Regions from separate parts of the Homo sapiens genome. Here regions 1, 3, 4 and 5 are each linked to region 2. Evidence: chromatin contacts called from ENCODE Hi-C or POLR2A ChIA-PET data. All regions are on one chromosome and are shown on one strand. The core of a region is the stretch at or near the end of the contact, and the rest is flanking DNA. Distances in the headings are between cores, read along the strand shown.

The links. A loop is a pair of places that touch in the nucleus more often than their neighbours do. ChIA-PET counts read pairs that join two places held with the same protein, here RNA polymerase II (POLR2A). Pooled maps may share reads with other maps.
Region 1: a loop to region 2 is called in a pooled map, with 4 times the contacts of the local background. The contact joins the enhancer-like site here to the promoter of LINC01353 in region 2. A Hi-C loop is called at or near these places in 1 of 168 maps with a recorded cell type or tissue (CD8-positive, alpha-beta T cell) and 7 of 50 pooled maps. POLR2A ChIA-PET finds 5 or more read pairs at or near these places in 2 of 52 experiments (activated T-cell and activated naive CD4-positive, alpha-beta T cell).
Region 3: a pooled map shows a loop between it and region 2 (6-fold over the local background). The contact joins the promoter of KDM5B here to the promoter of LINC01353 in region 2. A Hi-C loop is called at or near these places in 7 of 50 pooled maps. POLR2A ChIA-PET finds 5 or more read pairs at or near these places in 2 of 52 experiments (HEK293 and activated naive CD4-positive, alpha-beta T cell).
Region 4: a loop to region 2 is called in a map of natural killer cell, with 4 times the contacts of the local background. The contact joins the enhancer-like site here to the promoter of LINC01353 in region 2. A Hi-C loop is called at or near these places in 1 of 168 maps with a recorded cell type or tissue (natural killer cell) and 6 of 50 pooled maps. POLR2A ChIA-PET finds 5 or more read pairs at or near these places in 4 of 52 experiments (activated CD4-positive, alpha-beta T cell, activated naive CD4-positive, alpha-beta T cell and naive thymus-derived CD4-positive, alpha-beta T cell).
Region 5: a loop to region 2 is called in a pooled map, with 4 times the contacts of the local background. The contact joins the promoter of ADIPOR1 here to the promoter of LINC01353 in region 2. A Hi-C loop is called at or near these places in 2 of 168 maps with a recorded cell type or tissue (gastrocnemius medialis and psoas muscle) and 7 of 50 pooled maps. POLR2A ChIA-PET finds 5 or more read pairs at or near these places in 1 of 52 experiments (T-cell).

What each region holds. Positions count from the first base shown.
Region 1 is chr1:203,605,938-203,608,637 of GRCh38, reverse strand. No RefSeq gene overlaps it. Among named protein-coding and RNA genes, the nearest start is that of ATP2B4, 20 kb to the left of the region's middle. Within about 2 kb of position 1,262, at least 12 of the 41 ENCODE cell types and tissues checked have a DNase peak (open chromatin) inside an H3K27ac peak, as active enhancers do; they include CD8-positive, alpha-beta T cell, where a contact is called at or near this core.
Region 2 is chr1:203,285,823-203,288,522 of GRCh38, reverse strand. It overlaps LINC01353 (long intergenic non-protein coding RNA 1353), which reads right to left and starts at 1,371. Exons shown (of 3, transcript NR_117097.1): 1 at 1,212-1,371; 2 at 217-534; 3 at 1-18. RefSeq lists an enhancer at 366-1,565.
Region 3 is chr1:202,807,171-202,809,870 of GRCh38, reverse strand. It overlaps KDM5B (lysine demethylase 5B), which reads left to right and starts at 1,450. Exons shown (of 27, transcript NM_006618.5): 1 at 1,450-1,769. The coding sequence starts at 1,566. RefSeq lists silencers at 1,436-1,645, 1,676-1,875, 2,276-2,395, 2,496-2,565.
Region 4 is chr1:203,672,870-203,675,569 of GRCh38, reverse strand. The region is part of intron 1 of ATP2B4 (ATPase plasma membrane Ca2+ transporting 4); the gene reads right to left. Among named protein-coding and RNA genes, the nearest start is that of ATP2B4, 47 kb to the right of the region's middle. Within about 2 kb of position 1,254, at least 30 of the 41 ENCODE cell types and tissues checked have a DNase peak (open chromatin) inside an H3K27ac peak, as active enhancers do; they include natural killer cell, where a contact is called at or near this core.
Region 5 is chr1:202,956,983-202,959,682 of GRCh38, reverse strand. It overlaps ADIPOR1 (adiponectin receptor 1), which reads left to right and starts at 1,371. Exons shown (of 8, transcript NM_015999.6): 1 at 1,371-1,498. RefSeq lists silencers at 793-842, 1,143-1,702.

The DNA.
Region 1 (2,700 bases), core at 13-2,512, 320 kb before region 2:
AAAACAATCCTGGGCTGGCGTGGTGGCTCATGCCTGTAATCCCAGCACTTTGGGAGGCCGAGGTGGATGGATCACGAGGTCAGGAGATTGAGAGCATCCTGGCTAACACAGTGAAACCCCGTCTCTACTAAAAATACAAAAAAATTAGCTGGGCGTGGTGGCGGGCGCCTGTAGTCCCAGCTACTCAGGAGGCTGAGGCAGGAGAATGGCGTGAACCCGGGAAGTGGAGCTTGCAGTGAGCCGAGATTGTGCCTCTGCACTCCAGCCTGGGTGACAGAGCGAGACTCTGTCTCAAAAAGCAAAAGAAAACAAAACAAAAAAAACAACCCCATGAAATAAGCACTATTATTACTACCTCCCCCATCCCCTGCTGTTTTTTTTTTTGTTGTTGTTTTTAGATGGAGTCTCCCTCTGTCACCCAGGCTGGAATGCAGTGGGGCAATCTTGGCTCACTGCAACCTCTGCCTCCCAAGTTCAAGTGATTCTCCTGCCTCAGCTGCCCTAGTAGCTGGGACTACAGACACATGACACCACGCCCATCTAATTTTTGTAGTTTTAGTAGAGATGGGGTTTCACCACGTAGGCTGGTCTCGAACTCCTGACCTCACGTGATCCACCTGCCTTGGCCTCCCAAAGTGCTGGGATTACAGATGTGAGCCACTGTGCCTGGCTCTTTCCCATTTTTAAAGATAAGGTAGCTGAGGGCTGGGCATGGTGTCTCACACCTGTAATCTCAGCACTTTGGGAGACCCAGATGGGTGGATCACTTGAGGTCAGGAGTTCGAGACTAGCCTGGCCGAAATGGTAAAATCCATCTCTACTGAAAATACAAAAATTAGCCGGTGTGCTGGCATGCACCTGTAATCTCAGCTAATCGGGAGGCTGAGGCAGGAGAATCAATTGAACCCAGGAGATAGAGGTTGCAGTGAGCCAAGATTGCACCATTGCTCTCCCGCCTGGGCAACAGAGAAGACTCCATCTCATTTCTTTTGAAATAAAAATAAATAAAAACTAAAGATAAAGGAAGCTGAGACCCAGAGAGCTGAAGGCCTCAGAGATGTGTCAGGATTTGAATCTGTGTGCTGTCAAAATACTTGCTTTTCTCATCATGCCATGCTGCCCACCCCAACCCACCCCAGCCCCTCTTTCCTGTGGGTCTTGGTGACTCATCCTCTTTCTTGGCAGACATTGTGGTTTTCAGACATTGTGGTTTTTGATAACTCAGTAAATGAAGTCATCCTGTTGTTGTTGCTGTCTCTGCTTCTTGGGCCACGCTCCCGCCCCGGTGTCCTTGTGCTGCCTCAAGGCTCCTGGTTGCTGGAGCAGGAACTCTGTAGCTACTGTTGCTTTTTTTGTTTGTTTGTTTTATAGTGTCTTTGAAAGAACATGATTTCCCCAGGGGGTGAGCCAAGGCCATTTAAGTGATATGCTCAATGCTATCTAACAATGTCTTTCTTGTTTTTTTTTTGAGATGGAGTTTCACTCTTGTTGCCCAGGCTGGAGTGCAATGGTGCGATCTCAGCTCACTGCAACCTTCACCTCCCAGGTTCAAATGATTCTCCTGCCTCAGCCTCCCGAGTAGCTGGGATTACAGGTGCCTGGCACCATGCCTAGCTAAGTTATCTAACAAGGTCTTTCTTTTTTTTGAGATGGAGTTTCACTCTGTCACCAGGCTGGAGTGCAGTGGCGCGATCTCGGCTCACTGCAACCTCCGACTCCCTGGTTCAAGCGATTCTCCTGCCTCAGCCTCCCGAGTAGCTGGGATTATAGGCACATGCCACCACACCAGGCTAATTTTTGTATTTTTAGTAGAGACGGGGTTTCTCCATATTGGTCAGGCTGGTCTTGATCTCCTGACCTTGTGATCCGCCCACCTCGACCTCCCAAAGTGCTGGGATTACAGGCACGAGCCACCGCGCCCGGCCCACAATGTCTTTCTTATAGATCAAGAACCAGTGTTCTTATCTCAGGGTGTGTTTTCTGCCTTCCCAGGCCTCGCCACACTCACAGTACAGGGGGCAGCCTTCATCTTCCCTTTTTGCTTGAAGCCTCAAGCCTGATGTTTCAGCAGCCTGATGCTCAATCCCAAAGGCCTTTACCTTTTTCTCAGTGCCCTCCTGGCCCTTGTAAATGTGATGTATTGGTTGTCAGCATCAGGGTTCCAGAATTCCCAGGGTAGATGTACAATTAGGCTCACACCGTGCCCCTTGCTTGTGGAGACCATGGAGGGAAGTAATACCAAAGAAAAGAGGAGAGGAAAAGGGAAAGAGCTAACGTATACTGAGTAATTTCTACAAGCTAGGCACCGTGCCTTACATAAACAGTCCTGAGTCACTTAACAAACAGAGCTACAGTCTGAGAAATGCATTGTTAGGTGATTTCATTGTTTTGCAAACATCATAGGTATACCCACACAAACCTAGATGGTGTAGCCTACTACACACCTAAGCTGGATGGTATAGCCTATTGCTCCTAGGCTATAAACCTGTACAGCATGTTATTGTACTATAGGCAATTATAACACACTGGTGTCTAAACATATCTAAACATAGACAAGGTACCATGAAAATATGGTATTATAATTTATTTATTTATTTATTTATTTATTTATTTATTTTTTGAGATGAAGTCTCACTGTTGTCACCCAGGCTGGAGTGCAGTGGCGTGATCTAGGCTCATTGCAACCTTCACCTTCCAGGT
Region 2 (2,700 bases), core at 122-2,621:
TCCCGACCTCAGCCTGGCCTGGAAGAAAGTGCAATGAGTGTGGAAGCACAAGACCGATGCTTCCACCCCAGCTTTGCCCTGCCCTGGGCCATTCCACCCTTCTGAGCCTCCATTTCCTTATCACTGAAATGGGGAGAATACTTTCTGGCTGGCTTCGTTTATTGTGAGAGTCAAGAGAATAAACGTTTGTGAAAATACTTTGAAAACAGCCCCCACCTATCAGTTCTCCACCAGGTGAATTCTCCCCTCTCATCCTCGGCACCAGCTCCTACCCCATTCCTCCCCTTCGAGTCTCTCTCTGTAGATTTTCATGGCTTTGGGCATTTTGTTCACAGCTCTGTTGACATTCCCTTGACCTCAGAATTCTGGAGGTGCCTTAATTCCGACTTCCCCTATAGACGCCTCCTCAGGGCAGGAAATATGCCTTATTCATTCATCCTGTGATTCCAGTGCCAGGCCCAGGAAGGGCACATAGTAGGAGCTCAGTCAGCGCTGATTCCCTTTCTTCTACCAGCAAATCCCAGGGATGGAGGCCTGAAAAAGAACCCAGTAGAATTTAGGGGAGCAGACTCTGTCCTCCAAGAGAGAGGGGTTGGGGAAGAAGGGAGACAGGAGGAAAGGAGGGGAGTGGCCCTTTGCTATGCAGGCCAAAGGATGCCCGCTGTCACCACACACAGGCGCAAGGTAATACCAGTCTCCATAGGGTGACATGGTGCTGACTGGTTTTACTCAGCGATCCCAAGGCTGGGAGAACCTCTGAGAGCCTCAGCAGAGGGCCAAGCCACTCTTCCTGGTAGGAAAGCAGACATTCTGCCTAAAAGGGAAGTCCTTGGGTAACAAGTTCCACTTCATCACAGCCAGGGCACTAACCTAAAACCCTACCCTCTCCTCCTCCCCCACCGCACAGGCAAACCATTTCCTCTTCTGCTGAGCTCATGGAAACAAAGAACAGCTGTCCTCTCATTGATTGGTTTAAAAATAAGAGACTCTTGCTTTACCTCCCCAACCCCCCACCCAGACCTCTGATGACCAAACATCTCAGCACAGTCCCCCTCAGGCCTCCACCCACTCCCCTGGGGACAGAGGGGCAGCCCCTGGGCCGCCCACAGGCTCCCTCCTCCTCCCTGTGGGGACCAGCCTCTGCCTGCCACTGAGCCACACCCGTCTACCTTCGGTGGGGTGACTGCAGCTGCCCAGCCACTGGCTCTTACCAGTGTGGCCTTGGCATTCACACTTTGGCCACCATAATTTTGTCTCTGCAGTGGGCCTTGCACAAGGCTGGGAGGAAACAGCCTCTGTAGAAATCAAGGTTTCCTGCTCTGTGAGGGCTGATGCGGTGCCATGGAGATACTTCCTGTGACTTTGCCAGGCAAACTGGAGGCCAGGGGAAAGATCGGGAGTGTGAAGTCCTGACTTCTCAGCTACTCAGAAACCCCTCTAAGCCTCGATGTTTTCATCTGAAAAATGACAGTGGCAAACTGCTTATAGAGGGACTGTCAGGATCAAACGAGATATGGTTATGAAGGCGCATTGAAAACGGTGCCACCATGGACACACGAGTTGCTATTTCTGCCTGCCACCTCCACAGACCCCAGTTCACCACCAGCTGCAATCTCTACAAGTGGCCCTGCCTTCCTGAAAACCCCAAACCAAGACTTGCCTCCCTGGGCATCTGAGTCCACCCCATCCTCTCTCCTCGGGCTTACTTACTCAACCTACACCACAGGGAAATGCACCAGTTGCTTAAGAGGTGTGGAAAGTTTCCTCCAGTTTTTTCCATGGTTTGTGTGCTTGTCTTACCTGTCCCGCCTCCTTCCTAGCACCGTGGGAGTATAAGCTGGCTCCTCTGCAATGGATCCGTGGCCAGTACCTCTGTTCCCTCACAGCACAGGATAACAATAAGTGTGCCAAATGGAAGTGTGCGTGTGGGAGAGGGCACACAGCCAGATGGCTCCTTGGGGCAAAGCCTTATTTCTACCACATAGGACTTTGTAGACAATCACTCTCTGGCTATAGAGGGGTTTTGTGCTCATTTTCTGTTGTGAATCAAGCTAATTTTGGATTCACTGGGATACAATAGTGAACTGAAAGGCAGCTGCCTGCAGGAGGAGCTCAGAGAACCAAGCAGAGCCAAGCCCTGGGAAGCCTTTTAGAGGAAGATTTGCAGAGAAGGAGTGTGACAGTCATAAGTGTCCCACGCTCTCAGTCCTCAGCAGGCTGTCCCTCCCAGTCCCAGGTTCACCTTGCAGAGGTGTGGTGGAGAACAAGCGTGCCCAGCAGCTTCCCGTCTGAAAGCCAACTGGCACAGCCCACCTCCAGTGGGCCACCCATGTTTCTGGGGCCAATGAGCCTCTGAGCTGGGAGGTCCTGGCCAAAGAAATGCCCTCCTGCCTCAGAGAACAGAAAGTTCCAGAAGATCCAGGGTAGCTTTATTCCTGACTTAGCAAGCAGACCTAGAAGTGGGATGGAGAAGGGCTTTTGAATCTCCCTCCAAAGGTCCAGAGAAATCTCCTTGGAAATTTGATTGATTATTGATTATTGTAACAAGAGTTTCTCCTCCCCCAGGAAGCTCACCAGAGTGGTCTTCTTCTAATAGAGGCGGAACTGTGTGATGGGTGGTCGGAGGTTCCGGCTGCTGTGCCAGACCGCTTGGGTTCAAATCTTATCTTTAACAGTTACCTAATATTCGCTGTGCTTCAG
Region 3 (2,700 bases), core at 201-2,700, 480 kb after region 2:
CAAACATTCCTTGCATACGTTTGGCAGCTTTCTGGATGAAAGAGGTCATTTCAATGTTGACGTTCTACTTTTTGAGCTTCCTCCTTTTTTCTGAGGCTGCTGGACACTACCCCCCCACCCCCGTCCCCCGTCTCCCGCCAAAAGAAAAAAGGCGCCTCAAAAGTGTTCGTATCTCTTAAAGTTCGTTAACCTCTTTGCCTCCGTTGCCTGCTCTGCAAAATGAGGATAATATCGTACCTACTCAATATGGTGGTTGTGAAGACTCAGTGAGCTAATACATGCAGAGCGTTTAGAGCAGTGCTTTACACACAGTAGCATTAAATAGCGGCTATCACCCATAAGCACATAACTCCCAGATTTATATCTCCAATTCTGATCTCGCCCCTTCAGATTTATACCCTTCAGTCTGTTGAAGGATACCCCGTTGTGTATTTCTACCTGTATGTACCAGAGACACCTCAAATTCAAAATGTCCAGAAATGAACACAGTATCTTCTTCCCTTGAGTAACTCGCCTTCTGTATATAATTGGGGTGAATGTTCCAGCAATGCCAACGGGCTAGCATCTACTCAGGCAGGTACGCCAGACATCTGAATCTTAATACCTCGTCGTCCCCCCTCAATCTGTCACTATGTCCTAATTTTATTTCCTACCTTTGCATCCCTTCCTCATAATTATCAGCACCACTGCCTTAATTTAGATCCTATCATTCCTTGTCTGGATTATTTCAAGTCTTTCGCCCCTCTCAAGTCTGACCTCGTCATAGACTGTTTGTGGATGATTATTTTCCCTGCAACATCTCCACCTCCCAATAGTCTCCATCACTTATTAGCCATGTGAATTATGGCAAATTGCTTAACCTACCTATGCCTCACTTTCCTTATTGTAAAGTGGAAATAAGAGTACCTATCTCATAGGGTTGTGTGATTAATCATGCGATGCAATTAGAACAGTGCCTAGGATATGAAAGTGCCCCAAAATGTTACGTTATTATTATTATTACTACTATTGCCTTCTCATGAACATGCTATGTGTATGTTCAAGCTGTTATCTCTACTGGAAAATCCTTCTCCGTTTCCAATACTCTTTCCAAAACCCCCTCCTGGGTTTTACTGCACCTACCATTGTGTACTGACGTGATTGAATGATTGGCTTATGGGACTGATCCTTTCTACCAGACTTAACTTCTTCAGGGCAGGAACTCTGATACATAGTAAATGGTCAATAAAAGTTGGCTCAACTGAAACCCTAAGGATAAACTCCATCCACAGCGGAAGGCGCGGCCCCGCCCGATTCGGGGGCGGGGCGGGGAGCCGCGCGCGGAGGGTGGGTCGATGGGGGTGGGGTGGGACTCTTTTTCCTCGCCGTGGCGGCGGAGGCGCACGGCGTGGGCTTGCGGCGAGACGTCGTCGTCGGAGGCTGAAAAAGCCCAAGGTGCTGCCGTTGCCCGTACAACTCGGACTTGCTGTTGCTCGAGCCGCGTCTGCACGGGTCTCGGACCGAGCGGAGCTCGCAGCCTCGGTCCCGGAGCCCACCTTCGCCTCGCCCTTGCCCAGCCTGCGGTGATGGAGGCGGCCACCACACTGCACCCAGGCCCGCGCCCGGCGCTGCCCCTCGGGGGCCCGGGCCCGCTGGGCGAGTTCCTGCCTCCACCCGAGTGCCCGGTCTTCGAACCCAGCTGGGAAGAGTTCGCGGACCCCTTCGCTTTCATCCACAAGATCCGGCCCATAGCCGAGCAGACTGGCATCTGTAAGGTGCGGCCGCCGCCGGTGAGTCACGCCAGCACCCCGGATCCAGCTCGTGGCTGGGGGAGGGAGCGGGGACGCGCGGGTCCGGGGAGGCCCGAGGCGCGGGGGGCGGGGAGCCGGTCGCCCCGCCGGCCTCGTCAAGTTTGGGGCTGCCTAGAAGGTCGGAGTTGAGGCCGGGGGAGGAAGACGGGGGCTTCTCCAGGGTGGGAGATGAGGAGCGTGGGAGAACCGGGGGCTTCGGCGGTGCCATGGGAGGGCCGGGTCGCCGCGGGGCTCGGGCGGCCGGGTGCGGAGGTTCGGGTTCGGTTCCGGATGGAGTGATGGCAGGAGCCGGGGGTGGTCGCGGGGGAGTTTCCTCACGGAGCCTGGCGGAGGCGCGGGCTGGAGGGAGGACTGTGGGCCCGGCGAGGCTCGGCAGGCTGGTCCTCGCCTCCGCTCCCGGGGTGCGGGGGTGTGTGATGGGGTGGGGTGGGGGTGGGGGACTTGCGAGTTGTCGTGCGAGGAGGAAAGTTTTCAATATGGCGGCGGGAGCCCCTGGTCCTTTGTGTGGTGGCGGCGTCGGCCCGGAGCGGCCCTCACCTGGGCGCCCCACCCTCCAGACCAGGGCACCCCTCCACCGCCTGGTCCCCGGGCCTCCAGGTGTCCCCCGGGCCGGGGTCAAGAAGGGGGCGGCCAGCGCTGGCTGGGGGCGGGGAGGAGCCGCGGGTCCAGCCCCGGAGCGGATGTTTGTGGGGGGCGTTAGTGTCTGGGGGACACTTTTGGGGCGGCGGGGGCAGGACGGGCGGCGGTGGGCCCCGATGCCCGCCCGCGCTCCCGAACGCGCACACTCCCGGCTTCTTCTGGCTCAGCCGCTCGGCTCCCCGGGGAGGCCTGGGCTGTGCTGGTGGGGATGGGGTCCGGGCGAGGCCGTGTTTGTAGGGGAACGTCAGACGGAGAGACCTCCGAAGATTTC
Region 4 (2,700 bases), core at 5-2,504, 390 kb before region 2:
CTCCCCAGAATCACTTGGTGCTTTTTGGTCAAACTACATCTATGCATGCTGTGGACCCAGTCATCTAGTCCTGGCTACATCTTCCAAAGAAATCCTCATCCAGGGCCTGGAGGGGGCATGTGCAAGGATGTTCACTGGAACATTATCTGTGGTGATCTGAGATCCAAAAAATAAAAATAAAATACCTCTCAGTCTTGGAGTGGCTGTGTTGTCTAGGATATGCTGTGCAGTGATAATGGTGGCAAAACTTACCAGTTCTGGTCAGATGCCTTCAGAAGGCAGGGAGAAGGTAGGACCCATAGATGACAAAAGCTTTCTCCAAACAGCGATACCAAGAATTGACCCAAGGTTGACAGCCTGATCCTGATCACCTGGTCTGCTAAGATCCAACCCATGTCACAGGTTTTAAGAACCACCAAGATGAAGACAGAAAGCTCCAGGGCATGGGTAGGGAAACAGTGTGGTGGGAGGAAGCAGGAATGTGCCTGGGAGGGCACGGCTGTCCCCCTGACCCCTGGCCACTGGCTCCATCTTGAAATGGCATCAGTATTATTAAGATGAGGCCAGGCGCAGTGGCTCATGCCTGTAATCCCAGCACTTTGGGAGGCCAAGGTGGGCAGATCACCTGAGGTCAGGAGTTTGAGACCAGCCTGGCCAACATGGCGAAACCCCGTCTCTACTAAAAATATAAAAATTCCATCCTGGCTAACATGGTGAAACCCCGTCTCTACTAAAAATACAAAAAATTAGCCAGGTGTGGTGGCACGTGCCTGTAGTCCCAGCTACTCAGGAGGCTGAGGCAGAAGAGTTGCTTGAACCCGGGAGATGGAGGTTGCAGTGAGCCAAGACTGTGCCATTGCACTCCAGCCTGGGAGACACAGTGAGACCCCATCTCAGAAAAAAAAAAAAAAAAAAAAAAAAAAAAAAAAAAAGCCAGGTGTGGTGTTGCACGCCTGTGATCCCAGCTGCACAGAAGGCTGAGACAGGAGAATCACTTGAACCTTGGAGGCAGAGGTTGCAGTGAGCTGAGATCGTGCCACTGCATTCCAGCCTGGGTAACAGAGTAAAACTCCATCTCAAAAAAAATTATCAAGATGAGAAAGGGCAGTCCCTTAGGCCCAGAGCCTTGGGAAAGCCAACCTCTTTCAAATTGTGTGAGTCACACTGGCCTGGGTCACCTCTGTGTCCTCCAGTGACTCAGAGGATGTATGGGGTGGAGGTAGGGGTGTTCACAGCAAGCTAGAGCTCAAAAAAATGTAGAGGATGAAACAGCAGCGCTCACCATTTCCTTCAGTTGTTTAAGGAGGACAAGAGCCACCTTCAGGTGGAAGTGACAATGCCATCTGGAAGGTCTGTTTAACAAAAGGGGTACTGGCAGCCTCTCCTGACCCCGTTCACTCAGGATAAGGGTTAGCAACGATAACTGCTACTCACTCCTCAGAGCTGCGGCAGGAAGCTTCTAGGCCACAGACAGGACGCAGCCCTCCGGCAGCAGCATTCAAGTATTTCGTATATGCACTCTCTTGGACTACACAGACTGTCTTTCTTGGGGCTGCTGTGGCTTTCCATATTTTGGTTTCAAGGGAACAAAGGGGCTTTTTAGCAGCTGGATCGGATCCTAGGTTATTTTTAGAAACGAATTTCAGCAGAATCATGTCATGCTTATGGAGAGGGGTCATCTCCCTGGGCTACCGGGTCGGGACCTGGTTGTTCCCAGGCCTCAGGATCTGGTGGAGTCCTCAGGACAAGGGGGAAGAAGTTGCCTGGCCACAGACTGAGGAGGCCACATCTCATCCACCAAAAGGGAGCACCAGGGGCAGCTGCTCTGTCCCCAGACGCTCAGCAGGAGAGGACTTAAAACAACATTCCTGTGTGGCCCAGATACTAGTCAGCATGTCCCATACTGGTCATCAGGCCTGGCTGCTCCCATTCCCTTTCTCCACTCTGACAGTCTCACCTGTACAGAGTACAGAGAACCTCCCATCCCCGCTTTACCTATTCCAGCCTTCTCTGGGCTTATTTCCTGGAAGTCACAGGCAAATCAGCGAGGGCTCCATGCTGAAAAGACAGTGCTTATTAAAAAAGGTGGCCAGGAATGATCGCTAATAACCTGCCACCCCTCTGCGCCTGTTTTATTCTTCCTTGTTCACATATTGCACAGACAGGATCCATTCAGTCAGCCTAGGCCTTTGGAAAGCGAACTGATCATGCTTCCTTGCACTTGAGTAATGTTTTAGAGCTGTGGTTCTCAAACCCAGAGTGAGCACTAGGATCCTCTGGAGAACTGGGGCAAACCTATTGGGCCCCTCCCTGCCAACTCCTGAGTTTCTGGTGCACAAGAACGGAGGTGGGGCCTGGGAAGGTGCACTCCTAACAAGTTCCTTAACAGGGTGAGCTGATGCATCTGGTCTGGGGACCACACTTTGAAAATGTTGCGAGGTTCCAAAGCATTCCCATGAACCCCTTCAGCTCCAGGCTGACATGGGAAGGCACAGGAAGATCTTGCCATGTGTCTCCTTCACTCTTCCCTCTCCCTCTGCTAGTCCTTCCAGGTTGCTGATCTCTGCTTCCATTTATCTCTGGGCAGCCCCCTTTCCCAGACAGAGCCCTGAAAAAGCCCACATTTTTTTAGTCTTTGAGAAAACAGACTTGAGAGGATGTCACTCAACAGGCTACAACAGAAGCCAAGGTCTATTCGAA
Region 5 (2,700 bases), core at 122-2,621, 330 kb after region 2:
AACATTTATAAAGCACTTACCATTGGCTAGGCCTCATAATAAGAGCCTGCATGAATTATCTCACTCAATCCTGACAAAGACCCAATGAAATAGTATTATTTTATTCCCACTTTTCAGATGAGGTAATTATCATTTGGAGGGGTTCAGTAATGTGCTCAAGATCATAGACTGGCCTGGGACAGAAGCTTGGCTCTATGTGACTCCAGAGCCCATGCTTTTAACTAGGACCAAGAGAATTAACCCCACGTCCCTGAAGCACCTATATCAGATTACAATGAGTCACTTTCTCTGCCTCTAGAATGGCACTAGTTGCACAGTGAGCTATGATATGATTGCACCACTGCATTCCAGCCTAGGTGACAGTAAGAACCTGTCCCTAAAAAAGAAAAATTAAAAATTTTTTTGAGTTAACAGCCATATTGAGGTACTGTGCCAAGTACTCTATCTACATCAGATAGTTTAATCCTTATGATAATCCTGTGAGTTAAAGGTTTGCTCACAAGAGGAAGATTGACATTGCTTTTCTGCTTTTCAGCAACTGTGTATTGCTGTATCTGGGGCTCCAGAGCATGGGGCTCTAGAGTCACATAGAGCCAAGCTTCTGTCCCTGGCCAGTCTGTGACCTTGAGCATATTAGTGAACCCCTCCAAATGATAGTTACCTCATCTGAAAAGTGGGAATAAAATAATACTATTTCATTCTTGGGAGAAATGAGAAAATGGCCAGACCCTGAAATCCCCTTCTGTGTTGTGTGGTTCAGACAAGGGCTGCACTACCCTATGTTGTCTCGCGATCTGCACTCTAGGTGCCTGTGGGAGCAGGAACTGGGGCACGGGTTCACCAGCAAGAGTAGTTAGAAACAATTCTGCTCTCTGATAAGAAAATAACAGGAGGCAGACTGAGGTCTAGCCCAGGGCCTGGCACATGGTAGGGGCTCAATAAATAGTTTGTGGAAGGGAAGGAAGGACCATGCGGTTGAAGAAGAGATTAAGAAGTGTTTCAGAGGTGAAACGACTAGCCTTGGGGACAGAGGAGATGAGATAAGGTGTATGGTAGAAAATTCAGCATTCCCTCCCGACGTTCTGTCTCATTCTCTGAAATTTCTTCTCCATCACGCACTTCAGGCTGCGATAACGAGGTGGAGTGTAGAATCCGACGAACGTCCTCTACCCCGGGGCGGGTGGAGGTTACCTGGCTGCGGCGGGGAGGTGGGCAGGCGGCAGGGAAGGCGGGGCAGCAGGGCGGGGCCCGGGGCGGGAGGTGTGGCCGGCGGGCGCGGGCCTGTGATTGGGACTCCGCGAGAGGGCCTAGGATTGGAGGGCCCAGGCAGAGCCCGCGAGGAGGTGACGCGGCTGCGGAGGTGACGCGGGAGGTCGCGCGCCCCTTCCGGCGCGGGGAGGGCGCTGAAGATCGGGGCCGCTCGGCCGCAGGCCGCCTCCAGCGCCGCGGGATGTAGCGCGGGGGACCGCGGCCCCCAGCAGAGCCCGCCTGCCCGGCTGTAAGTCTCCCAGGGGCTGCGCGGTGGGCAGGGACTCGGCGGGAGCGCGGGGACCCCGGGGGCCCCGACCCAGGCCTGCGGAGGAGACAGCTGTTGGGGGAACCCGCTCCGACTTGCCAGGGGGCTCGGGCCCCAGCCAAGGAGCCGCCTGGCCTCCAGGCATCCAGCCGGTCAGGTTGTAAACATTTCCGGCCCCTCCCACTGCGCGCCGCCTCCGAGGCGGCCTAGGTGCGGTGGGCGCTCGTCCCCGGCTGTCCCCCGACTCCCGGCAGTCCTGTGAGTGCTGCGCCTTTAGCCCCACGGGGTGGAGATGCATGGGTTCCCCAGATCGGGACCAGAGAGCCAGAGTTAAGCCTGGCCCCGAGGCCGCCGCGCGTGGGGAGGGAGGGCTGCGGGCCTAGGTCGCGAACCGCCTCTCAGCGGGGAACAGCCGCATTGGGTTGCCAGGAAGCCCTAAGGTTCCTCCACCAACAATCTTTGGCAGGTCAAGTCCTGACAGTGCCCTCACTTTGATGGGGTGGGAAGGGAGGTTGGTGATCGCTCTGCAGGGTTAAGGTAATCCTGAAGGCTGAAATGCGGGGCAGAATCGAAGGTACTTTGGGGGAAAATGAAATTTCATTACCTTAGGTATCTAGGATTGATGTATTCTATCTTCTGTTTGAGAATTTTGGTCTTCAAGCCTTCGATTTTTAAGAAAATAGATAAGTGTTTTTTTTCCCTCAGTTTCTGGTGCTCTTTGGGAGAATGGGAAACTGACAAGGCCAATTTCAGTTTACACCGTTTCAGATGTCAAAGGAGCGCTAGGAGGCCATGGTACTTTACTAGATTAACCATAGTACTTCCCTCAAGTGATTCAGAAGACGGGCTAGAAAATACAGCGGAGAATACATAGGCTGCCATCTACAAAACAAATGATTGTAATGGCTGGTTCTTTTCTGAAATGAAGTAATAGTGGGGTCGGTTCACTGCTTTTCTCTTTTCCTAGTAGTTGGGTAGGCTACGATGGTGCAACTTCGGTTCCTGAGGTTGTATACTATCTGTATACTGCCAGGAATTTAGGGTGGTGCTAAACAGATTGCAATGTCAGGGTACCGGCTTGCAGCTACTAAATGTATTTACTCCAGGAATAACTTTTATGTACCCATATTGTGATTTGCACTTGGGAAATCAGTCATAAAAACTGATGTTACCTGTGAAGGCCC